Regions from separate parts of the Mus musculus genome. Here regions 1 and 3 are each linked to region 2. The links are chromatin loops, found by intact Hi-C in ENCODE. Cell type or tissue: heart. All regions are shown on one strand.

Region 1 (8,000 bases), 67 kb after region 2:
TGCAGGTCATCCCATGGGCTAAGTGGTGGATATCCAGGTCCCAGCACCAAGGTGAGCACTACCTCTGAGCTTCTCTTCCTGACTCCAATAGGGTGAACTCGTCTCAGTCTCCCCCATCATCAAAGCGGGGCCTTTGATGTTTCCAATGATAGAGAGGCTGATGTGATGTCATCCATAAATTCCACAGGCACTGTCCCTGCCCAACACCTCTGTTACCCTAGCCAGCTTGATGGGCTGCGCGTGACTCCTGTTTATGACGGCACCAATCTGTCGGAGAGTGACCTTGAACTTCTGATCCTTCTACTCCCACCTTCTAAATTCTGGGATTACAGACATTTTCCTCCAAGCCTGGCTTACTCAGTATGGGAACTGGAACACAAGGCTTTGTACACCATAGACAGACATTCTACCACTTAATCTATAGTCCCAGCCCTAACCTAAAGTAATATTTTAAATTATTTTCACATTTTTGTTTTGGTTGTTTGGTCTGGTTTTTTGCTTTTGGTGTTTGTTTGTTTGGTTTGGTTGTTTTTCGAGACAGGGTTTCTCTGTGTAGCCCTGGCTATCCTGGAACTCACTATGTAGACCAGGCTGGCCTCGAACTCAGACTCACCTGCTTCTGCCTCCTGAAGCTGGGATTAAAGGCATGTGCCACCACCGCCCAGTTTATTTTCACATTTAAAAAAAAAATTGCAAAACTAGTTTACTTCAAGGCCTCCACTAAATTACCATCTTATGTAACAGAGTAGCAGACTTGTAGAGGCCTTGTCTAAATCCCGAATTCTTTGTCGTAGGTCTAATTACGTTGAGATGCCCCATCTCCTTGGAGATGTTTACGTATTAAATAGCACAGTTGCTGGTTCCCCTTTCCTCAGGACTCTTCAGAGTGGTCCTGGAGGCTCCAAGTTTCAAGCCTTGCTCATTCAGCATGGCTCCTAAGTCTTGAAACTGTTCTGTCCTCTTCCCTGCTTGCCATCTTCTCCTGCCCCTTCGTGCTGTGACCTGCACTTTGTGGGGTTTGACCCCTCCCTTCCATCCCCACCACCACCACCAGCCTTTTAAGGCACTCTTCCCATTCACTCTGGGCTTCCATCCGGGACAACCTTTTATGACTTTGTCCAAAATCCTTCAAACAAACACATTTATAAGGCCAGGCCAGGTCACTGCCAGACCCACAGGGCTGTCTCTCTCTCTCTCTCTCTCTCTCTCTCTCTCTCTCTCTCTCTCTCTCTCTCAATTCAACTGTGCCTGGGCAGGTGTCTCACTCAGACAGGATGTGACAGAGTGACCGGTTGGGGCTTGTTGGGTGGCATGTTAGTAAGTGAATGAGGCCCGCCTTGGGCACAGCAAAGGAAAAGACATGAACCAATGAATAGAAGGCACATACACTCTTTGTCCCACGTGTGACCAGAAGTGGGGAGAGGGCCAGATGTCTAACATTTACCAAACGTATCCCAAAGCATCTCTTTATCAACTAGTGTCTCAAAGCAAACCTGTGCCTTCTGAGATTATAAAGAACCTTTGGTCTGCCTCGAGGTGTGATGCCAAAGAGTCGAGGCAAACTCAGCATTTAGAGCACATCTGACTTCTCCCATCACAAGGAAGGCATTGGAAACTAAAGCAGTCGCCTACATGGGAAGCCAGGCCCAATGCCCTTCATTAGAAATAGAGTCCCTGTTTCCAAAGCCCAGTGAGATTGGGGACCAAAGTGATCCCCAGATAAAGTGAAGGGTGTGTCAAAGTTGCACAGCTTCTCACTGGTGGCTCCATATTCCACATTGTCACCAGGCTGATTGCAGAGGGGCAGGGAGCAGAGTTGAAAGGCCAAGGTCTTTCTTACAGACCTGACACTTGCTTAGGAAAGTGAATACGGGAGAGACCTGAGCCCCACCGACATACTCAGATTAGCTGAGGCCAGTAGGGACCGTGTGAGTGCTTTAATCACCTGAGAGGCCTTTCCACAAGCTCTGAGGAAGTCTGAGGGTGAGGTCAGGTGAAGCAGAGGCAGCAGCAGAGGCAGGAGTCTGTCAGAATGCTGGCTAGTAGGACTTCCAGTAACTCGGGCATATACTCTCCTGTGCACTTTAAGGCGATTTCCTCTTCAGAGGCTATAGACTGTCAAGCAAGGAGATGACTCTTTAAATGTTTGTCATCTTCTACCTCTGAGAAATCTCTCAGTGGGCTGGTGTGCCTTTCCCCCTGCTGTGTAAGGCAGCAGATTTCCCACTGGGCAGTAGTTGACTCAGGTTTCTTCGTAGGTGTCCCTGTGCTGGGCCCTGTGTAAGAAGTGCATGACTGAATACGAAGCAGGAACAGTCGAAAGGGTCCCAGAACATAAATAGAACTTCTGTGCCATTGAGGTGGCTCGGTGACGGACAGCACTTGCCATCAACACTGAACCCCAGGATCCACATGGGAGGAGGACAGAACTGTGTCCCCAAAGTTGACAGGTGTACAGTGGGCGTGTGTCCCCTCCCTACCCCCTAAGGAAATGTCCTTTCAGAAGAACCTGATCCCGATCCAAAGACTAGTGCCCACGGAGCTGCCATAATTGCACCTTTCTCTTAGAGGCTCTGTTCTGAAGTTCTGTCTAATCATTTTCATGACAGTTTCACTGTGGATCTGTGTGTATTTCCAGGGAATATGATTCTGATTTTGTTTAACGTCTGGTCCTTGTAAAAGGAAACAGGTTGTTTGTTGTTTGCTTTTTGTTTTTTTTAACTTACTATGTACCCCAAGCTAGTCTTGAACTCAGAATGATCCTCCTGCCTCAGCCTGCCAAGTGCTAGGATTATATCGCATCCCTCTATGGTGTATTTTTGGAATCAGAAGTGACTTATGGGGCTATTGTATCCATTACATCCATTCTGTGAGCCATTGGGGCTCCTGGCTTCCTGTTACTGACATGAGTGTTTCTGAGCATAGAGGTGTTCTCCCTTCTAGGTCAGGAGTCTCTAAAGAAGGCTGGCTGATGAGGGAGACCTCTGGGTCTGCACAGCTGTCGTTAGCGTGCTACTACTGCCTCCTAGTGGTTAGTGTAGGATATGCTGGCACCCTGGAATCAGCAATACAGTTTCCTGGCTCCCACAACTCAGGACCCGCCCCCAACACACTCAAAGACTTGTCTGTCTCCTAAGCCAGGTTGGAAACCCCTGCCTTAAACACGTGGCTCAGGCCGGTGTACAATGTTTAGTTTGCGAACTCTTCAGTGGCCTTGCCACCTCTTACCTCAGCTTCTCACTGTCTGCTTCCAGTCCTGGTTGTGGCTGCCTTTGCCTTTTCTATTTATTTTTACAGATTTTCTACCCGCGAAATGATATCTTCTGGTTTTCATTTTCATTTTCTGAGTGGTGGGGAAATTAGATGTTTTCACACTTATGTTTCTTTTGTCCCCATAAATCTTTTTGTCCATTTTCCTATTGTGGCGGTAATGGTGTTTCTTAATAGTCGCTGGGATCTTTTTCCTCCTGCATACTCTTGATTCTTGTGTCATCGGAGGTGAATTTTGGTATATGGTAAAGAAAGCCTTAATTAGAAAGAATTAAAATAGTTTAAATTTATACATTGAAGACTATTTTTTAAAAAATCAGGCACTAGATGTTAAATAATAATTGACCATGGGGCTGGAGAGTTAGTTCAGCGGTTAAGAGCACTGACCTTTAAAGATGTATTAACCTGCTCCTGGAAATATGCCACCAGCCTTGGACGACAGCCCCTACTGAATACACCCTTTCAGAATTGTTCTATTTTGATGATTTATAATGATGTTACCTGTTCTGTTTGTGATTCACTGAATGCATAGTTTCAGAGTTGTAATGCTTGGATGATTTTTGTGCTTTACTCTGCCAAATGATTTTTGTTGGTATCTGTGATTGTTTCACTGGATATTGTTTCTAAGAGATGTAATGTTTGTTTGTTTGTTTGTTTGTTTGTTTTTAATGTATAAAATCCCCTGCTTGAGAGCTGCAGAATACACTCAGATTCAAACTGCCTCTGTTTGTTTCTGTTTGTCACCGCCGAATCCTGACCCACCTAGCTTCAAGGACCTTCATCCCAGGGACCCTCATACCTGACTGGGGTGGTCCGTGGCAGAGACAGAGACAGAGGCAGTAGAGAAGGCCAGTTTCTCTTTAGCCTCTTCTCAGAGTTGATACATCACTGTAATGACCCTATTCTGATTGTCAGAAGTAGGTCCCCCTGTGCTCCCGGCTCACAGGAAGAGGATCACACCAGGTGTGGACCCCAGGAAGGTGGGGATCATTGGGGATATCTTAGAGGTTAAGAGGCTGCCTACTGCTGATTTGTAGGAAAGCCAAGAACTTTTTTTGGTGGTGGTGGGGTTGTTTGTTTGTTTGTTTTTTTTTTGTTTTGTTTTTCAAGACAGGGTTTCTCTGTGTAACCCTGGCTGTCCTAGAACTTACTCTGTAGACCAGGCTGACCTTGAACTCAGAAATCCGCCTGCCTCTGCCTCCCAAGTACTGGAATTAAAAGCACACACCACCCCATCCAGCTTACATTTAACTTTTCTTAATTTTACATTCTTCAAGAAAAACTTCCCTATACTGGCTTTCATTCATTCTTTAAAAGCTTAATTTTTTTTTTTTCAGGCGTGGTAGCCTTTAATCCCAGCACTCAGGAAGCAAAGACAAGCATTTCACTGTGAGTTCTAGACCAGTCTGGTCTACATTGTGAATTCCAAGATAGCCAGGCTTATGTGGACAGACCTTGTCTCAAAAAAAAAAAAAAAGTTTATTTAAAAAACAACAACAACAACAACAGTGTGGCAAGCGCTGGGAGGTACAGGCAGGGGGATCCGAAGTTCACCTCTCAGCTACAAAGTGACCTCAAATTCAACCTTAGATTACATGAGGCTTTGCCTCAAAAAATAAAATACTTAAAAGTAAGTAGTTTAAAATGTTGGCTTTTTCATGATTTGTTTTTTTAAAGTTTTTAAAGTGTGTGTTTTAAAGTGCTACAGAAGCCAGAGGGGGCATCAGAGTCCCTGGAGCTAAAGTTACAGGCAGTTGTGGGCTGCCTGACATGGGTACTGGGACCCAACTCAGGTCCTCTGGAGGAGCAACAATTGCTCTTAACCGCTGAGCCCTCACAATTAGGTTTTAATATATTTAGAATCTCATTGTCTCATACATTAACCATATGTGGCTACTTAAATTCAGAGCTTCTCCAGCCATTTTTCAAGTGCCCAGCAGCCGCTGTGGCCTGTGGTTGCCAGATTGGGCAGTTCTGAGGCAGAACAGTTCCCTCTTCATGGAACATCAGAGGGGATTTTGCTCCTTCATCCCAACAGCTTTGTGTAGCCAGTTCTCTCCTTCCACCTTCTCCTGCATTCCAGGGCCCGCACTCAAGCTGCCGGGCCTGTGTAACCTTTACCTAGTGAGCCATGTTTATGGCTCCTGGAATTGTTTTATTTTTATTTCAGCAGTTAAGGGGGATAAGATATTCTACAGCTACCTCGTGGGCAGAAGCCAGGGACAACGCACAGGGCTGGCTCTGTCCCCATTTCCTACCAGCAAAGACTTCTCTAACCCCAAATGTCCATAGCGGTGCCAACGAGCGACACTGATTCGGTTGGGTGTTTGTTCCCGCGCTAAAATGAGTTGTTTGTTCCTGCGCTGAAATGAGTCCGTTGATACTGTTTCTTGTGTGTGTCCCATGCATTTCCTTCTCCTTAGTGAGTCTTAAGCAAAAAAAAAAAAAAAAATGTCCCTTTAAGGGGTAAAGAGCTTATTGCTTTTTATTGCTAAAACACTGACTTTTAGGTCTTACAGGCTTAGACCCTGAGGAGAGCATCCTCATCTTCCCTGGTTGTCATGGCTGCAGACTCACAGTAAGAGATTGACACGATGCTTCATGGAACATTTATTCCATGCTTGAAAGCCCTAGTTGGGGACTTTTCTTAATCCCTTCATCCTGTCGGGCCTCACTAAGCAGTTTATTCACAAAACATAGAGGAGGAAGGGAGAGAGCAGAGAAGAGATGAGGCATCTGGGGAGGGTGGTGGTGGAAAGTGGGCACTGGCCCCACTGTGAGTACTGATGTCAAGCAAGGCTTAACTTCCTTCATCTTTCACTACAAAGAGGCCAAGTGCTTTCCCCCAGGGCCACGAGCATTTCACACCCGCTCTGTGTATGTGAAAGACTCACACTGGTGATGCTACACCTGATGGGCCCCACTCCCTGAGGCTCTCCCAGCTGAGTGGTCTCTCCCTGACTGTTCTGTCATTGCTGTCCCTGCCAGGAGAGGAGCACACTGGACAGTAAGGTCCCCTAAACTGCTCCAGGTCCTGACCGCTCTGGAGGAGGGTGAGTTTGGCAGCAACAGGGAGGAGATTTCCCTTGCACCCCCTGACAATGCCTCTGGGGACTTTGCTGATGAGGGTTCTGGGGGAGAAGACAGTGAGCAGAATGGTGCCTAGCTGCCTGGATGGGTGCTGCGTGCATTAGTTGTGTTGTGTCTGGGGACTCAGACCAGGAGGAGGAGGAGGAGGAGGACCCAGAGCTGCAGCCAGCCAAGAAAAAGCAGCAGGCAGCAGGCAAGCCTCAGCGTCTTTGGACCAAGAGAGACACCCATCCAGACTTTGGTTAGCTGGGAAGTCTCAGATCCTCATATAGAGGACCTCAAAACCAAAGAGCTGAGTCTTGTGGGCCTCTCTGAACTGTTTTTTGGTGACGGGACAACCAGTTACATTGTTCATGAAACCAACCGTTATGCTCACCCTAAATCTCATGACTCAGGAACTGAAGTGTGTTTTGGGCATCTTGATTTTAAGTCAGTACATCTCCTATCCAAGGAGGCTGGTGTTTTGGGAGACAGCTCCTGACTCTCATCATCGCCTTGTGGCTGATGCTATCAGAAGGGACAGGTTTGAGCTGATCTTCTCCTACCTGTGTTTTATGGGTAACAGTGGCCTCTATGATGAAAGCGATAGGTTTGCCAAGTTCAGGCCCCTCATCGTCCGTATGAACTGTCACTTCCAGAAGCATGCTCCCCTGGAGAGTTCTACAGTTTTGGCGAATCGATCTGTGAGTACTTTGAGCACTGGGGAGGGGGTTGGGTGGGCGGTGTCCAAGCATCTGCACTCAGGGAAGCCAGCAGAGGCTACCTGGTGTGGTTTGAACCTTCACCAAGCCGGACAGAGGCTTAGATGGGCCAGTATGGTGGTCAGATTTGTGGATGCACTTCAGGAGCATAGCTGCCTCCCGAACCACATATTCTTTGACAAGGTCTTTTACAAGTGTCAAACTGATGTCCATTTTGAGGGGAAAAGGAGTGAAAGCCACAGGGACTGTCTGTGAGTACAGGATCGAGCGCTGTCCCCTCAAGGATCCCAAAGAACTAAGGAAAACGAGAAGGTACTCTTTTCACTACAGAGTGGAGGAAAGCCAGGAGATCATTGTGTGCCACGTGGTAAACATCTGCTCCAACGTGGTGGGCATAGAGCCAGTCAGAGTGCCCAGCCACCACCCAGGAGCAGCCAAAGCTCAGGCACAGGTCCACCAACCATCCCTGGTGAAGCTCTATCAGGAAAAGGCCAGAGGAGTTGACTGAATGGATCAGAACATTGCCAAGTACAAGGTGAAGATCCAGGCAAGAAGTGGTACCTGAGCTTCACCAGCTACGTCATCGACGCAGCCCTCAACAATGTGTGGCAGCTGCACAGGATGTGCTGCCAGGACAGGCAGGGGGACCTGCTTGCCTTCCGCAGACACGTGGCCTCGGGCGCATCTGGAGAGCAATGCAGACATCCTCACAGGGGAGGCGGAGCTGGCGGGTGGAAACTGAGAGCCGCTTAGATATGATTGGACACTGGATTGTCCATCAGGACAAGAGGATCCCGTGTGCCCTCTGCCACTCACAGACCAACACCCGCTGTGAGAAGTGCCAGAAAGGTGTCCACGCCAAGTGCTTCCAGGAGTACCACTTCCCGTGAGGCCTGAGACCTGCTTCTTCTGGCGATAGTGACATCACCGGGAGCACTT
Region 2 (8,000 bases):
TACACTTCCACATTACTGTTCATCATCAAGTTCGTCAGGACTGGAACTCAAGCAGGTCAGAAAGCAGGAGCTGATGCAGAACCATGGAGGGATGTTCTTTACTGGTTTGCTTCCCCTGGCTTGCTCAGCTTGCTTTCTTGTAGAACCCAAGACTACCAGCCCAGAGATGGTCCCACCCACAAGAGGCCTTTCCCCTTTGATCACTAATTGAGAAAATGCCTTACAGTTGGATCTCATGGAGGCATTTCCTCAACTGAAGCTCCTTTTACTGTGATAACTCCAGGTGTGTCAAGTTGACACAAAACTAGCCAGTACAGAGTGCTTACTGCTCTTGTGGACAACCAGAGTTGGTTGCCAGACCTCATACCAGACAGATCACAGCCACCTTTAACTCCAGCTCTAGGGGATCCAACACCTTTTTCTGGACTCTGTACTGCACTACTGCACTTGTACCCACAAACTCCCACACAGACACACCATATATATATATATATATATATAATATAATGTATAAAAATATATTTTTATATAAAATATATATAATATATTTAATATATAAAATATATAAATGCATATATATTATATAAAATATATAAAAATATTTTTTTAATTAAGAATTTTGTTCACTGCACCCAGGCATGTTCACCAGATACAGTGGTACACACCTTTAATCCCAGCACTCAGGTAGAAGCAGGAAGATCTCTGTGAGTTCAAGGCCAGCCTCATCTACAAAGTGAATTCCAGAACATCCAGGGCTATGTAAAGAAATCTGTCTCCAAAAAAAAAAAAAAAGAAAAGGAAAAAGAAAGAAAGAAAGAAAAGAAACGACAGACAGACAGACAAGAAAAGGGAAGAAATGAAAAGAAAAATAAAAAATAATTTATTCTCTGTCAGGGGAAAAAAAAAACTTCAAATAAGAAGCCATATGTCAAGCATCACAGTTTATTACACTGGGGACCTGAACACACCCGCATTGATAAGCAATCTCTTTACACCATGTATTTATTCATTCGTTCGTTTGTTCATTCATTCATTCATTCATTTTGGCTACATGGGCTACTTTTAAAAATCTCTTCAAACTCTCCTCTGAGTGGTTTTAACATCCTACAAATCCATCATTAACCAACTCTTAGTTAACCTCCTCTGGACCCTTTGACTAGGCCTGAACCTTGGCCCCCACCTGTCTCGGCTTAGCCATCCCCCCTGGATTAGTCCGTGGAGAACTCCATCAGTTAACCCCCGCACTGAGAGATGGGCTTTTGTCGAATAACAAGTTCATCATCCCTCGCCTTGGAGGTCTAAGTCTTTGATTTGGTTTTTGAAGAATTCTGTGGGATGTTTAATGCCCTTGACATCGGCTCTTAAGAACTTTCCACCCACCCTGGCCACCGTTTCCTTGGTTACAACCCCCAGCTGTTTTTCTGTCTTTGCTAGATCTAAACAATCTGTATTTCTCTGCTTCCGCAATAGTCTAAATAGAATAAATAATAAATAATAATATATAATAAATAAATAATATATAATAAATAATAAATAGTCTAAATAGAATAGCTTTCCTCACCATTTGAACAAGGGCAGGATATTTTCCTTAGATTCATTCATTTATTTGAAATTATATATTTATATGTATATGTATATATCCAGAGATAGGCCCATGATATATATCATGATTGGATGGGTCATGTGTTATTGTTTTGCTTTTTTATTTTGTTTTTGAGACGAGTTCTCGTGTTTCCAGAACTCACTGTACAGCTAAGGATAACATTGATCCAATCCCAGCGCCTGCACCTCGTGCCTGTATACATCAGCAACTCTGACTCCTCTACCTTTCATAACTTTGTGCTTTGTTTTGTTTTGTTCGGTTTTTTGTTTGTTTGGTGGGTTTTTTTTTCTTCGCCAGTTGCACATCTGTATTTATTATCTCCTTCATCAGTTCACCAAGGCAAAGGGAAGGTTGAAGTTAAGTGGAGGAAGAAGGGAGGCAAGGATGAAGAAAAAAGTTGCGGGGGAGAGAAAAAAACGGGAAGGACGGGTGATCTCAGAGGAAGGCCATCCGCAAGCGGGTCCATGACTGTTCTGCAGGGCGGTGCGTGGCCTTCCGTTGGGAGCTAAAGCACTCAGGGTCGTACAGCCGCTGCTGGAGCGATACTCACCGAACTCAGGTCTCTCGGAGCGGTAAACGCAGAGCCCCTAGCCTGGCCTCCGAATGCTGGGTGCGTTTGCATGGGAGCAAGAGTTACGGTGCGTACTCGGCTGCAACTCCATAGGCTCAGTGCTGCAATCGTCTCACCCAGAAGTGCGTTTTGGGGTTCACAGACAGCGACTGCACAGAGCTCACTGTCCGGTGCTGGCCTAGGATCTTCTCCAAGCGAAGCAAGAAGCCAGCAATTCCTACGCTCGAGACCAGGGACAGTGCCAGCTGCATCACAGGATCCAGGACAAGTAGAGCTGAGCAGTTTCAGCAAGTGTCAGGATGGCCGAGTGGTCTAAGGCGCCAGACTCAAGGTGACAAGCCTTACCTACGGGTGTTCTGGTCTCCGAATGGAGGCGTGGGTTCGAATCCCACTTCTGACACAACTCCTTTTTTTCCTCTCTTTAAGAGTGTCTTTTATTTTCCTCCGTTCAGGAACTCACCTTTCTCCTACAAGATTCCTCACAGCTTCGGGCATTGTTACGTCCCCAGCATCTGGCTGCCTGGTTGTCTGGTTGCCTAGTCTCTGGTTCACAAACGGAACTGCAGTTGTTCGTCACCATTGTCGTCACCTAGTCTAGTGCCTCCAGAGGGCTGTTACTATCTCTTCCCTGGTGGTCTAGTGGTTAGGATTCGGCGCTCTCACCGCCGCGGCCCGGGTTCGATTCCCGGTCAGGGAAGTACTTGTTTTGCTTTGTATTGTTTCCCGACTTTCCAAGTTTCATTATTTATGAAAGATCGGATTAAATCTTTAAGAAATACAGCTGAGATCGAATTCGGTAACTCTCTGTTTTAACAGAGAACCGTACTGCACTTATGAACACCAGCAGGCAGGCTTTGACGCTGAAATACTGTGTTATCCGAAGCACACAAAGCAGCACTCACTGCCCCCTGGCGCCCCTTCAGAACCAGCGGCTCCCAAAGCTACCCACGGGTGGGGCTCACAGTAGCTCCTGAGGAAGGGCCTTGCTCCCTCTGCTGGCACTTGCCTTTCTAATTAGAAAACAGAAATAATTCAAACCGCGCTGTGAACACTGATGTGCCCTTTACCTAGAGTCAATCCTGGTCAATATTTTGTCACATTCTTTGCCTTTCAGAAAATAGTTTATTGATGACAGGTAGACAAACAGATGAAAGACAAATAAATAATAGGTAGGCAGATGAAAGATTATTGATAGACAAACATTAACAAATGATAAATAACAGGTGATTGACAGATAACAAACAGATTGATAGATGGTTACTAACTGATAAACAGGAGATTAGAAGCCAAATAATAGGTAGATGATAGATGGATAGATAGATGATAGATGGATATTCACAGGTGTCCACCTCCCTGCCCTACCATTTGAAAGTTGCCTGCTGTTACTTCACACAGACACCCAAGGACACGGACACCAGCATCTCCTCCTACGTTTGCCATTTTAGTGCAAAACTTCAATCAAACCTCCTCCTGGCTGTGCCTACCGTGCCCTCCCTCCACAGCGGCTCCTGCTGTTCATTCTAGGAATTTCCAGCGCCTGTGGAAAATAATGGAGAACAAATGGAAGTACTTAGACGGGATATATGCTCTAAATTACAGGCCCCTTTTCTCTCCTCGGTGCTGGAGCGCAAATCCAAAAGCCTCTTGCGTAGAAGGCATGCGCTTCTCAGCGAGCTGCTATGTCTGCAGGCCTCCTATGTTACGTCCTTAACATCTCTGACATCTTCACAGGATTGAGTCTGTATGAGTCATTTCTGACGCTTTCAGCGGAAGCATTCATTTCTCACTAGGCACCTTTTCTAGCTTTCTGGGTCTGTGTGGTGTCTACTCTGTGTGCCCCAGACTGTATGAACCAAGAAAGAAGTATGTCTTTTCTACCAGGGTTAAATAAGACAAGGGAAATACATTAGATTTTTTAAAATAAATTTTAATTATGTGTATATGCAGGCGCATGTGTAGGTATGTAGGTGTGAGTACATGAGCCCCTGGAGTAATTGTGAGCCGCCTGACACGGGTACTGTGCTAGCAAACAGAGCTGCAACCTCTCAGCCATCTTTCCAGCCCCCAAAACATCATTTTAAAAAAAAAAAAAAACGGAAAAAATATCATTTGCCCAAAAATCTCCCGATTTGTCCTGAAATGAACAGCGTTCTGTGCTCACGGTGGCAGACTGCTCACTAGCAGCACTGCTTTAAATTATCCAGTTGTGTGAGCTTGCAAGGCTGAGCTCTGCCCCCTGGGTGTTAGCAGCAAAATGCCAGCGGAGACCCCTGAGTGCCTGCTCATTCACTTTGACATAGCTGTGCACCCTTTTGCAACAGTAAAACTTTTGCCCTGGGGTTATGTGATCACTTTCTTGAGACCTCCAAACCTATTTTTTGTTTGTTTTTTTAATTTGGGGGTGGGGGCGTTCGAGACACCCTGTGTAGCCCTGGCTGTCCTGGAACTCACTTTGTAGACCAGGCTGGCCTCGAATTCAGAAATCCGCCTGCCTTTGCCTCCCGAGTGCTGGGATTAAAGGCGTGCACCACCACGCCCAGCTCCAAACCTATTTCTTATATGTAAGTACACTGTAGCTGTCTTCAGATCTGATTACGGGTGGTTATGAGCCATGTGGTTGCTGGGATTTGAACTCAGGACTTCTGGAAGAGCAGTCAGTACTCTTTTTTTTTGTTTTGTTTTGTTTTTTGTTTGTTTGTTTTTTTTTGTTTTTTGAGACAGGGTTTCTCTGTATAGCCCTGGCTGTCTTGGAGCTCACTTTGTAGACCAGGCTGGCCTCGAACTCAGAAATTTGTCTGCCTCTGCCTCCCGAGTTTGGAACTCAGAAATTCGTCTGCCTCTGCGTCCCAGCATTTGGAAGGCAGAAGCAGACAGATCTCTGTGAGTCTGAGGTCAGCCTGGTCTACCCTCTTGAGTCCCAGGCCAGTCAGAGCCACATAGCCCACTAAGCTAGACCTTGCCTATTCTTATCTTGTGCCCTGGGCCTGCAGTGCAGCCCTGCCTGGTGTGACACACAGCACAGGGCAGCTATGTTTTGATCTCTAGGTAGAGCAAAATAGATGAGATCCCAGAAAGAGAAGGAAAAAAGAAAGATTATAGGTATGTTTAAAGAAATGAAAGAAGTCGTAAATAAGCACCTGGGTGAATTCCAAGAGAGCACAACCAGCTAAGTGAAAAACAGATCGAATCAATACAATATATAAAAGAGGAACTCAGCAGAGAGATGGAGATGCTTAGGAAAAAACAAACTGAAATACTGGGTATGAAGAACACATGCAATCAAATAAGGTGCTGTGAGGAAGCCTCACTGATAGAAAGACTGATAGGCCAGACATATGGAAGGTGAGGTCGAAGAACGGGGACGTATAAGCAAGGCTCGCTAGATGGATGGACACAAAAGACCAATCCAAGAGTCAGGGCCAGAGAAGGAGCAGAACTTCATACTAAAGGCATTGTCAAAAACATTTTAATAAAAATCATAGTGGAAATTTTCCCAAATTAGGGAGTGTGGCAATTCAGATACAAGAGCCCTTTTGGGGATCAACCTGCCTAGCCTAGAAAAGAGCAAGACTGAAAATAAAAATATGCTGAGTAAGATGGCTCATGCATCCCAGCACTCAGGAGGCAGAGGCAGGCGGATTTCTGAGTTCGAAGCCAGCCTGGTCTACAAAGTGAGTTCCAGGACAGCCAAGGCTATACAGAGAAACCCTGCCTCGAAAAAAAAAAATGGCTCATGCCTTTGATCCCTGAGCTCAGGACTGCATCTCTGTTCGAGGTCGGCCTGGTCTACACAGTGAGTTTTGGGCCATCCAAGGCTACATAGCAAGACAATAAAATAAAATAATTCCCTAACAAGATAAAAGCCAGCTCCTAGTTCTTTCATTTCCGCACGTCATTAGTTCTTCAAAGAAGCTCCTGCACAAGACAGAAAGGAAAGCACCACTCAGAGGTCGCCTGTGTCTCTGCCCTCCCCGCCATTCCCTGCAAACATTCTCTACAACTTAGAATAGCATTCGTCTGTGAATGTGACTGTAAGGCACCTTGGCATTGCACTGATTTAGTTAAACTGTAGTAGTAAGTTCCCCTTACCCAAGACAGAATACCTCCTTGGCCATGGATTTTTAACAGAGTTTACTCTGCCTGGTGGAGCAGGCTTAAAACCAATCAAGAATGTTTGTTTTCCCCGTGATAGTCGTAGGCACATCTTACCTGGAAGGTTGGCAGTTTAGTTGGTAGGGTTCCCAGCTGGGTACCACCATTGGTGATTTTTCTCTTCTGGCAGCCTGCATGACAGCTTCTTGCCTTATGAAAACTGACCAGCAGATGTGATTTCTCTGTCACTTGACTTCAGGACATGTGATATCTTCAGGGTCTTATCAACCAGCTCTGGCGGACACCAAAGAGGAATAGCAAGAGGCTGTACTGTAGGAGGCTCTGAGACCTCCCTGAACAACAACTCATGTGGGTATGTCTAATGGAGATTATCTTGAGCAACTTAATTAATGTGGGAAGACCCAGCCTGAAAAGAGTAACACCACTCCTAATAGTGTAAGAATTGAAAAAGCCGCTAAGCTCAAAGCATGTATTCATTTATCCATGCTTTGCTCCTTTTTGTTTCAAGATTTTATTTATTTTATTTAGTTAGTTTTAAATTTTTAGATTTATTTATTTTATTTGTTGGAGTATTTGGCTTGCATGTATGTATGTAGGTAGGTATGTATGTAGGTAGGTATGTATGTAGGTAGGTATGTAGGTAGGTAGGTAGGTAGGTAGGTATTTCCACCCTGTGCATGCCTTGTGCCCTCAGAGGTCAGAAGAAGGCATTGGATGCCCTGGAGCTGAAATTGCAGAGGGTTAGGAGCCACCAAGTAGGTGCTGAGAACAGAACATGGTTCCTTTGTAAGAGTCAGAGTGTGTGTGTGTGTGTGTGTGTGTGTGTGTGTGTGTGTGTGTGTGTGTGTGTGTGCAAGTACACAAAGAAGCTAGAAGAGTGCTAGCACTTGGAGCTGGAGTTACAGCTGTTTGTGGTTCCTGACAAGCAAACTCTGGTTCTCATGACTAAGTGGTAAGTGTTCTTAACCACTGAGCCATCTCTCTTGGTCATGTCTCTGTTTTTGACTGACTAGCTCCTGAAGTTCCTGCCTAGACTCCCCTGCTGAGATGGACTGTAACTTGGGCTTCTACACTCTTTCTTTCCTAAGCTGCTTTCAACCTAACTTCTGAGGTGGGAGGACACAGCTCGCTGCTCTCTGCGGGGAGAGAGAGTAAGTGGATGGATAAATCGGCCATGCGAGAAACAATCTGTGGCCCAAGTATCTGCACAAAGGCCTCCGGGTGAATGCTGCGGGGGTGAGGTCTTGACTGTTTTGTCTGGGGCTGCTTCTCAGGGTTGTGCTTTGGTGAACAGCCCTAGGGGATAAAATAATGCCTACCCTGCCTACATGAACAGCTAACATGCTTGTTTATGATTCTCTGCCTGTCTCTGCCTCTCTCTCTCTCTCTCTCTCTCTCTCTCTCTCTCTCTCTCTGTCTCTGCCTTAATCTCTGAAGAAAACTATACTGTGGAATTCACTCATTCACTCTCCTGGCCTCAAACTCAAGAGTTCTACCTGCTTCTGCTTCCTGAGTGCTGGGAATAAAGACATAGGCCACCAACACCCAGCCTTATCTCAGCTGATTCTTGACAGTGCCTAGCTGCCTATGGTTTTGAGCTATGGTGTAGCCACCTAGTCTCTTGCTGTGACCCTCAGGATGACTCACAACCTTGAGAGTTTCCTTCAGGACAAAATTCAGGCCAAGTCACTGCCAAATGATGGGCTTCCCTGG
Region 3 (8,000 bases), 340 kb before region 2:
ACCATTTGGCTCTGTATGGTACATGTCCCTTCACATTCCAAGGTCATCAGCCTCAGTGTTTTCCCTATTTCCACACGGGAACCTGAGCTGAGGCTCACCTGGTAGCGGCTGGCAGCCTCCTGCAGCGTCTCTGTGCGGTGGCTCCGGTGCTCAGGGCTGGTATCGCAGACCCAGCACAGCATCGTCTGGTCCTCTTCACAGAAGTGGCTCAGGTCCTCACCGTGCCTCGCACACTGACGCGACCCCGCGTGTCCCGTGCCCAGCCCCAGCTGCCGCACGCTGTCCACCAGGCTGGCCAGCTGCCGGTTGGGTCTGAAGCTGGCGGGCCTGAAGGGACCCCTGCACTGGGGACAGGCGTAGACGCCCTGAGCGCTGTCCGACTTCTCGCAGAACTCCGAGATGCACCGCAGACAGAAACTGTGGCCGCAGTCCACGCTGATGGGCTCCTGCAGGAAGTCCAGGCACACGGAGCACCGCGCCTCCTCCTGCAGTCGCTCCCCGGGTGCCGTGGCCATGGCCTTAGCTTGTGGCAGCAGCTCCTATTACCCTAGCGGTCTGCATAGAAGGAAGGAAACCCAAAAGCAGGGGAACAGGCCCTGAGGGTTTTATCGCCTGGGCTGGCCCGGATCCAGCAGCCAAAAAGAGCCACTCCTGGTGACAGCAACAAGTCCAATGACTGTCACCTCTTCAGAAACCCAGCAGCTCCTCTTCTGGTTTTTTGTTTTTTGTTTTTTTTTTTTTTTCCTATTCTTTCCTTCCCTATCTTTATTTTGAGTCTAATATAATGCAGCTTTTACGCCACCCTAACTCACATTTAGAGGCTATTGAAGCTTGCAGCATGATTTTGTAGTATGGGTGGAACCCAGCGCTTCACACAAGCCAAGCAAGTTCTACCACTGAGGAACACCCCCAGTCTCTTATTTTGGGATGGGAGATCTACCAATTTTGCCTAGGCTGGCCTTGAATTCACCTGTAGTCCAGGCTGTCTTTGAACTCACTCTGACACCTAGTCTGACTTGGAACACCCTATTCCTGGCTCAGCATCCCAAATAGCTGGAATGATAGGACTATACCATCAAGACCAACAAAGTTGCCTTCCCCAGTAATATTTATTTATTTATTTATTTATTTATTTATTTATTTATTTATTGCCCATAAGATGGCAAAGATGCTTGCCACTAAACCTGACCTGAATTTGACTCTCCAGACTCACATGGTTGAAAGAAATCTAACTGGCAAAAGTTGTTGTCTGGCTTCCATGTTGGAGTGGCAGCACACACACACACACACACACACACACACACACACACACACACACACTCACTCACTCACACAACCCACACAGGAAAAACCTCAAATGTAAGATTAACAAAAGTTCCCGGAATTTCCTGAAGCATGCAGACTTAGGGTTAGCTCTTGAGTCTATCTGTGCATATTACACATGAAGTTGGCTGGGGGTAGTTGCCCTGCTAGTAGGACAAAATCAGAAATAAGCCTGCCTCTTAGGAGTCCCTCATGCCACATCAGCCAATGTGGGGCACGCCTGCCCTCTTCCCCCACTATTACTGAATGGTACCATGAACTTCTGTTGTAATCACAAAAACAAAAACAAAAACAAAAAACACCCTTGGAAAAAATACTTATTTTTTCCTCAGTCTTTCTTTCTTGAGATTTTCTACTTTCAGAAATAAACTACCATACCACTGGAAGGACAGATGCGAGGATGACGTGTGTGGTAATGGCAGGTGGGCAGCCCAGCATGGATGAGAACAGTATAATAGGTGCCCTCCTGCCCGAGGAGGCCAGAGAGGGCACAGGATCCCCTGGAGCTAGAGTTTCAGATGCGTGTGAGCCACCTGCCATGGGTGTCAGGAACAGAACTCAGCCCTTCTGCAGGAGCAGCGAGTCCTCTTTGACCACCGAGTCACCTCTCCAGCCTCTGAAAGGAACAATTTCCAGTCCAGCCCATGAAAACTGCACTTGTTGACACAGGGAGGCTGAGGCGATTATGTAGGAGTAAGTTGATTTCATTGAAGATGTGTTGTGACTTGGTCCCATGAGGAGGCAGGACTGGGGTGAGTCTATCTGTTCAGGTGACGTGTTAATGTCTGTCACCTGAATACTCCGTGACTCTACTGAAGGTCAGTTTGTTTGGTGGCTGGCACATTTATCCATCTGTCACCATTATATATGTGTGTGTTGGGAGTCTTGAGTCTCGGGGCAGTCTTGGATACGAAGGTGGGAGGAAAAGCCTGGAGGTTGGACCTCATCCCTCCAGGAGCCTTGTGCTCAGCTGGTGAAAACCATCTCAGAATCAGGCTAACACAAGTACTAACCAGGAGAAATGCTCCTTTCTAGCCCCCATAGGACCATAGCACGGGACCCTAACATGCAGCCACAGAGGTTGGACCTCAAAGGGCTCTGAGCTAACAGAGGAGGACAAGCTGGCAATGACGAAGTGCCTGTTCCAAGCTGTGTGACCCCCCCCAAGTGTCCTGGGCAGAGGGGCTGGCTACATCCAGATGACTAAGAAGCCTCCAGAAAGGCTGGTCCTGACAAACAATAGCAAATAAACTTGCAAGGAGTGGCCCGGCTGGTGACTCAGGACCTGGCAAGCTCCTCCGAGGTTCGCAGAGCTTTACTATGAGGCAAAGCTTGGCTTGGAGCTTTGATGGTGTGCAGGGTCAAAGTGTTCTCGAGGCCATCTGTCTCGGGGTTAAGTGGATAATTGAAACAGAGTCTTCAGAACTAAATGCAGAAAACACTAAAGATGGTGACATCAGAGGAGAAAGCAGGGCAGAAGGCTTAGAGGGAGCAAAGTAAGGCTAGCTACAGACAGAGAGGCTCTTACTGAGTGCCTTGGGGCAGACGGTGTCTGTGCCCCCTGCTGCATTTCATCTCACATACAAGGATGATGGTGTTAAAGTCATTCTCTCTAAGGTTCCTCGGAGTATTCAATAGGTACCACACACTTAGTAGAGGTTTTCCACATAGCAACTCTATGCAATTGGAGAAAGATAAAGAAATTGGAACCCAAAAGGAAGGATGAATCAGAATCTAGCTACGTTAGTACTGAGGGCGTCCCTCAATCTTGTTTAGAGCTACACACACACACACACACAAATTTTACAGGATGATAGGAGCCTGTGGCCATTCAACAAATATGAACAGAATAAAGAATAAAGTGGACAAACAGAATCAACACAGGCTATTCCAGACAGCCTGCATGGGAGAGTCCAAGGGTGGCCATCTGCACTTTTCCACAGGGTAGGTACACAAATGTTTTTGCTTTCTGTCTCCATCACTAGGACAGATGCTGTAGCGTGTATCTGATCAATCTTGGGACAGAAAAGCATATCAGGCAAATGTCTGGACCCACAGCTCTCTGCCCTAGGGACTCACCCGAAGCCAGACTTCTTTACCTAGGAGGCTAACGAGAAGTGGAGGGACAGCATGCTTCTGGGGCCAGGGGCATCAGGATGGGTGAGCTCACTGCTAGCTTTTCAGTTGCTGAACTTAAAACTGTTTTCCCTCCCAGACTTGTAGTCCAGGGTGAGAGCTGTAGCATTATTCTTTTAAAACACAAACTGTTAGTTATAGTGTGTGTGTGTGTGTGTGTGTGATGGCACACTTATATGTAGGTCGTAGGACAGCTGTTTAGAGTGCTCACTCCTTCCGGCATGTGTGTTTAGGGGATCAAACTCAGGTTGATAGCCTTGGCAGGAAGTACCTTTACCCACTGAGCCATCTGACTGGCCCCAATGTTCTTGAAATTACATGAGATTCTCTTACAGGACACGCATCCAGGTCTGTGGTGAACAGGAATGAGAGGAGCTGCAATACAGTGTGTGGAAATACATCCCCGGCACCGCCTAGCTTTCTAAAGAGAGGGGGGCCTAACTGAGATGTACACTTTCTCAGGATCTTTTCCCTCTGGTGGTGTGCCTGCTCCCGTGCAGCCCAGCATCGCCCCCACCCCCAGCTCCACAAGCTTGCTCATGAGTTTAAGTCTTTTTCTAAGTTGCCTCTCTCTCTACCCCTCCTCTCCAACTCTGTCTTGTCTTCTCTGTCCTTGTATTAGTTTGCTGACACCTGTACCCCAACCACCTTCACTCCTCTGGGGCCTTGGTCTGGCTTCCACCTCTTCAGAAAGGCAGTGTGTTCTCCCCAGTGAGCGCCCAAGGCATCTTAGTTCCACCTCTGGGCCACTAGGGGGAGCCACACCCCTGTGCCCAACAGTTTTTCTCTAGTTTTGGGCGTGCTCCTGAGCAGCTTGTATGGGGGGGGCTCTCTCTCTCTCTCTCTCTCTCTCTCTCTCTCTCTCTCTCTCTCTCTCTCTCTCTCTCTCTCCCTCTCTCTCTCTCTCCCTCCCTCCCTCCCTCCCTCCCCCTCCCCTCCCTCTTTCCTTCCCTCGCTTCTGCCTTCTTCTCCCTCTCCTCCTCTCCCCACCAAACTCAGCAAGTCCCTTCCTTCCTGTTTTATTTTTAGGACCTCAGTTTTCGTTTAAACAACTGTACCCCATATTGCTCTCTTAATTTTAAAAATTGTGATAGATGTACATTACAAAGTTTAAAACCTCAAATGTACATTTAATAGTTCAGTATTTGAAATTTAAAAGGCGTACAGTTTAAGATTTAAGCGTACAGTTCAGTGGCACTGAAGGTATTGGTAATGTGTTGGTTTTCTCTAAAACTCTTTCCCTCCAGCCCACTGGAAGCTCTGTGCCCACTGGACAGTGAACTTCTCTCTGCGCCCCATTCTTCCTGTGCTTATGATGATGCTAGCTTACTTTGCACAAGGGGACTCAGGCGACAGCTGTCACTTTGTGCCCAAATTCTTCCACTTAGCTCGGGCCCCCAGCACTCATTCACAAAGTGACCTCCTGGAGACTGTCCTTCCCACCCTGCATCAACTAGTCCAAATAATTAGCCCTTTATTAATCTCTGTAAAACCTATCTGCTTTATAGAAACCAGAAAAAGAAAGTCGTGTCTTTTCCTCTTGTGTAAGAGTGAAAGTGAAATTGGGAGAAACCTTGGAGTATGGCTGAGGATGGTCTCTCTAACAAGCCTCAGCATTCTCTGAGAAACAAGACATGAGACATTACAGAATATATATAATGTAGCTTTTTTTCTTTTAGAAGTAAAATAAAATCAATATCTCTCTCTCTCTCTCTCTCTCTCTCTCTCTCTCTCTCTCTCTCTCTCTCTCTATTTGTCAGGAAAGCAGATCTCCAATGAATACCGTGATAGAAAATACCAGACCAAGGAGCTGTACCCCAAATCTCCCCAGCTTCGTGTGGAGGCGGCTCTCTACCCCAGTTCACCACTCTGATTTGGGGATGGTGTCTGGTCTCTTAGTGTGTAGTGCTTACTAGCTCTGGACTCCATAGCTGGGCCAGAAGCCTGGTATTGTAAGGTTAACATTCACTTTTGCTGGTGAGCAGGCTGAGACCACTATTGCAGCACCTGCAAATTCCAGAATTTTCCTCAGCATTCTTGGCTTTGAAGCTGAGGCAGACCTAGATCCACACTCAATGCTCTACGATCCCCTTCAGAGCCTCTGGTGAGTTATACAAGCCTGTCTGCCTCCATCCTCTGACCTAAAACTGCATCTGTTTGGAGGCTTGCTCCTGTATATTGTGGATGGAGATTCGGATTCCTGCTACAAACAGCTGAGATGCCTATTAATATATTAAAGGAAACTTGGCCTCCAGGTTCTCCCCGCATCCCTCAGTCCCTACTTGTTACTGGGTAGGGTTGGCATAGCCTGCCTTCTACCCTAAACTCACCAGCTGTGGTGTGTGTGGTGCTGGGCTGGGCTGGGCTGCCCTTCCCAATATTTTCATTACCACCCTTTGGTACCTTTGGCCTCCTAGTTGCTGTGCCTGGGTTCCTTCTTTCCTTTATCCATTCCCCTCCCTGTTTCCCCACATGGCCCAGCTCAGCCTGGTAATATTTATTCTGGACTCTCCCAGATATCCTTGCCTCTGATTATGTCTCCCTTTTACCTACAGTAAACTTTCGTTTCCACCGTACCTTGGAGCAGTCATGTTCTTTCCTTTCCTTTTTAATTCGTTTTTTTTTTTTTTTTTCATTCAGATTCTAAACTATACGACGCTGCTCCTCCAGACCTGGCGCCACAGTCAGATAACCCACTGGGGAGAGGAAAAGGAAGCACAGATCTTTGGGGAACGCATTCAATTGTCTGCAGGGTCTAATTGTTCTGAAGTTCTCTCCTCTATTGTGAATTCAACATGGGATATTCAAAAGTGAGACTTTCTAATTAGGCACCAAGTGGCTCACGAAGACAATAGCAAGTCACCTGTGATTCCATGATGTGGCTGTCTGGAAAGGGGTAACTGTTGATCCCCCACACTGGACATCTTTCCTCGATGGCTCTTTGTTTTAATTTAACAGTGGTTTGATTCATTTGCTTGATTTCAGAGAATGGTTCTAAATCAATAGCAGCCCTGGCACCCAAATCTTCCCTTGGAATACTAAGAAGCACTAATAAGATTCTGGTGTTATCGATTGCTCTCCGGGGAAGATGCTGCCAGACAGTGCTCACACCAGCGCGTCCACACTACAGATACAGACCCACGATGCAGAGTCAGTCCTCACTGCATTCCTTATAGACAAAGCAAGGAAGTGATGCCTGAAGATAATTCTCCCAACGGCCACAGTTTCTGGCTCTAGGTTTCTCAGGCAGAGTCCGAATAAGAACGGTGTTGGTATGGCTTCTGAGGCAGGTGCAGGTGGGCTTTGAGGAGAGAATCTGATTTTTAGAAAAACCTCCTCCTCTGTCCTCACTCTGGCAAAGCTGCACTGAGATTTGGTCATCAGTCTGCATCTAATTAGTACAGATAAGTAAACAAACAAACAAACAAACAAACAAAGTTCTTCTTGTCTATGAGATCATAGAATAACATTCTGGAAGATGCATGGCTGTCTCTCCCGCCTGTCAGAATCATTATTGCTTGTATGGTGCCTAAGTATAGCACACTTCTGAACAACCAAAAGCCTTAGGACCGCCTTCCCTTTACACTTAAATGTATGTATCTAAAGTCTCAAGCTGCCAATGACATTCATGAATGTGTGTATAGCTCTGAGTGGTGACATGCAACTTTAATCCCAATAACTGCGAGTCAGAAGCAGGCAGATCTCTGGTTTTGAGGCCAACCTGGTCTACACAGGAAGTTCCCAGTCACTCTGGGATACATATTTAGACCGTCAAAAATGCATTTAAAATGTGCAGTAAGCTAACATATTAACTCTTGTAAACCCATTTAATTCAGTTCCTCTTTCCATTCCTTTTTTTTGGAGGGGGTGGGGTGGGGTGGGTGGGACGAGACTCTGTGTAACAGTCCTTGTTGTCCTGTCCTGGAACTCACTTTGTACACCAGACTAGACTCAAATTCACCAAAATCTGTCTACCTCTGCCTCCCTAGTGCTGGGGTTAAAGACTTGTGCCACCTCCCCTGCTATCTCCTCCTCCACCACCACCACCAGGCTTCAATACCTCTCTCTAAGCAATCTGTTTATCTCGCTTTTTCTGCATCTTCTTCCTTTCATTTTCATGTAGTTCTAAAGCCTCAGACCATTCTCCCTTTACCATAAACGAATGATCTAGAAGCTTCCAGAGCACAGACTTAAGAAGTGAAATACAGCATCAGGAGAGACGCTGTGCCCCTCCCTTAATGCACGACACTGAGCTACAGCGATGTCTTCAACTCTCCGCGCTTCCTGACTAGATCAGACGCGACTCTCCCACCTCCTGCATTTAGAGAGGGGAGGAAAAGTCACGTTTACAGATATGGCCTCCATAGTCTGGATGGAGCTATGTAGGGAGTTTGCATGTCTATGAGTGAGTTAGCTTTTCAGCATTGTGATTAAAATGCCTGAGGTTATTAACTTATTAAGGAAATGTTTATTTTGGCTCATGGTTTCAAAGGCCATGGCCATTGGTACTGTTGCTTTGAATATTTGATGGAAAAACAGAT

The links. A loop is a pair of places that touch in the nucleus more often than their neighbours do. Peaks named below come from ENCODE experiments on the same cell type or tissue, not always from the same donor. Only the 100,000 strongest peaks of a DNase experiment are listed, where the experiment ranks them.
Region 1: a loop joins it to region 2, with 2.1 times the contacts of the local background. A loop is called at or near these places in 6 of 42 quality-filtered maps.
Region 3: a loop joins it to region 2, with 9 times the contacts of the local background. A loop is called at or near these places in 7 of 42 quality-filtered maps.

What each region holds. Positions count from the first base shown.
Region 1 is chr11:58,230,431-58,238,430 of GRCm38, reverse strand. It overlaps Gm51898 (a long non-coding RNA gene), which reads left to right. Exons shown (of 4, transcript XR_003949689.1): 2 at 1-51. It also overlaps the pseudogene Gm5038. Among named protein-coding and RNA genes, the nearest start is that of Gm51898, 5.3 kb to the left of the region's middle. In heart, a CTCF peak has its summit at 3,028 (motif pointing left); no DNase peak of the experiment used is centred here; H3K27me3 peaks cover 1,064 bases.
Region 2 is chr11:58,297,048-58,305,047 of GRCm38, reverse strand. Gm39827 (a long non-coding RNA gene) reads left to right here and starts at 2,435. Exons shown (of 4, transcript XR_001780091.2): 1 at 2,435-2,505; 2 at 2,627-2,871. n-TEctc10 (a tRNA gene) reads left to right here and starts at 2,800; the gene lies at 2,800-2,871. It overlaps n-TLcaa3 (a tRNA gene), which reads left to right and starts at 2,468; the gene lies at 2,468-2,574. In heart, CTCF peaks have their summits at 2,879, 3,096 (motif pointing left) and 3,703; DNase peaks (open chromatin) are centred at 2,447, 3,097 and 3,717; H3K4me3 peaks cover 2,767 bases; H3K27ac peaks cover 1,751 bases.
Region 3 is chr11:58,632,983-58,640,982 of GRCm38, reverse strand. It overlaps Trim58 (tripartite motif-containing 58), which reads right to left and starts at 518. Exons shown (of 6, transcript NM_001039047.1): 1 at 99-518. The coding sequence starts at 515. In heart, a CTCF peak has its summit at 4,191 (motif pointing right); a DNase peak (open chromatin) is centred at 2,432; H3K4me3 peaks cover 715 bases; H3K27ac peaks cover 622 bases; H3K27me3 peaks cover 3,551 bases.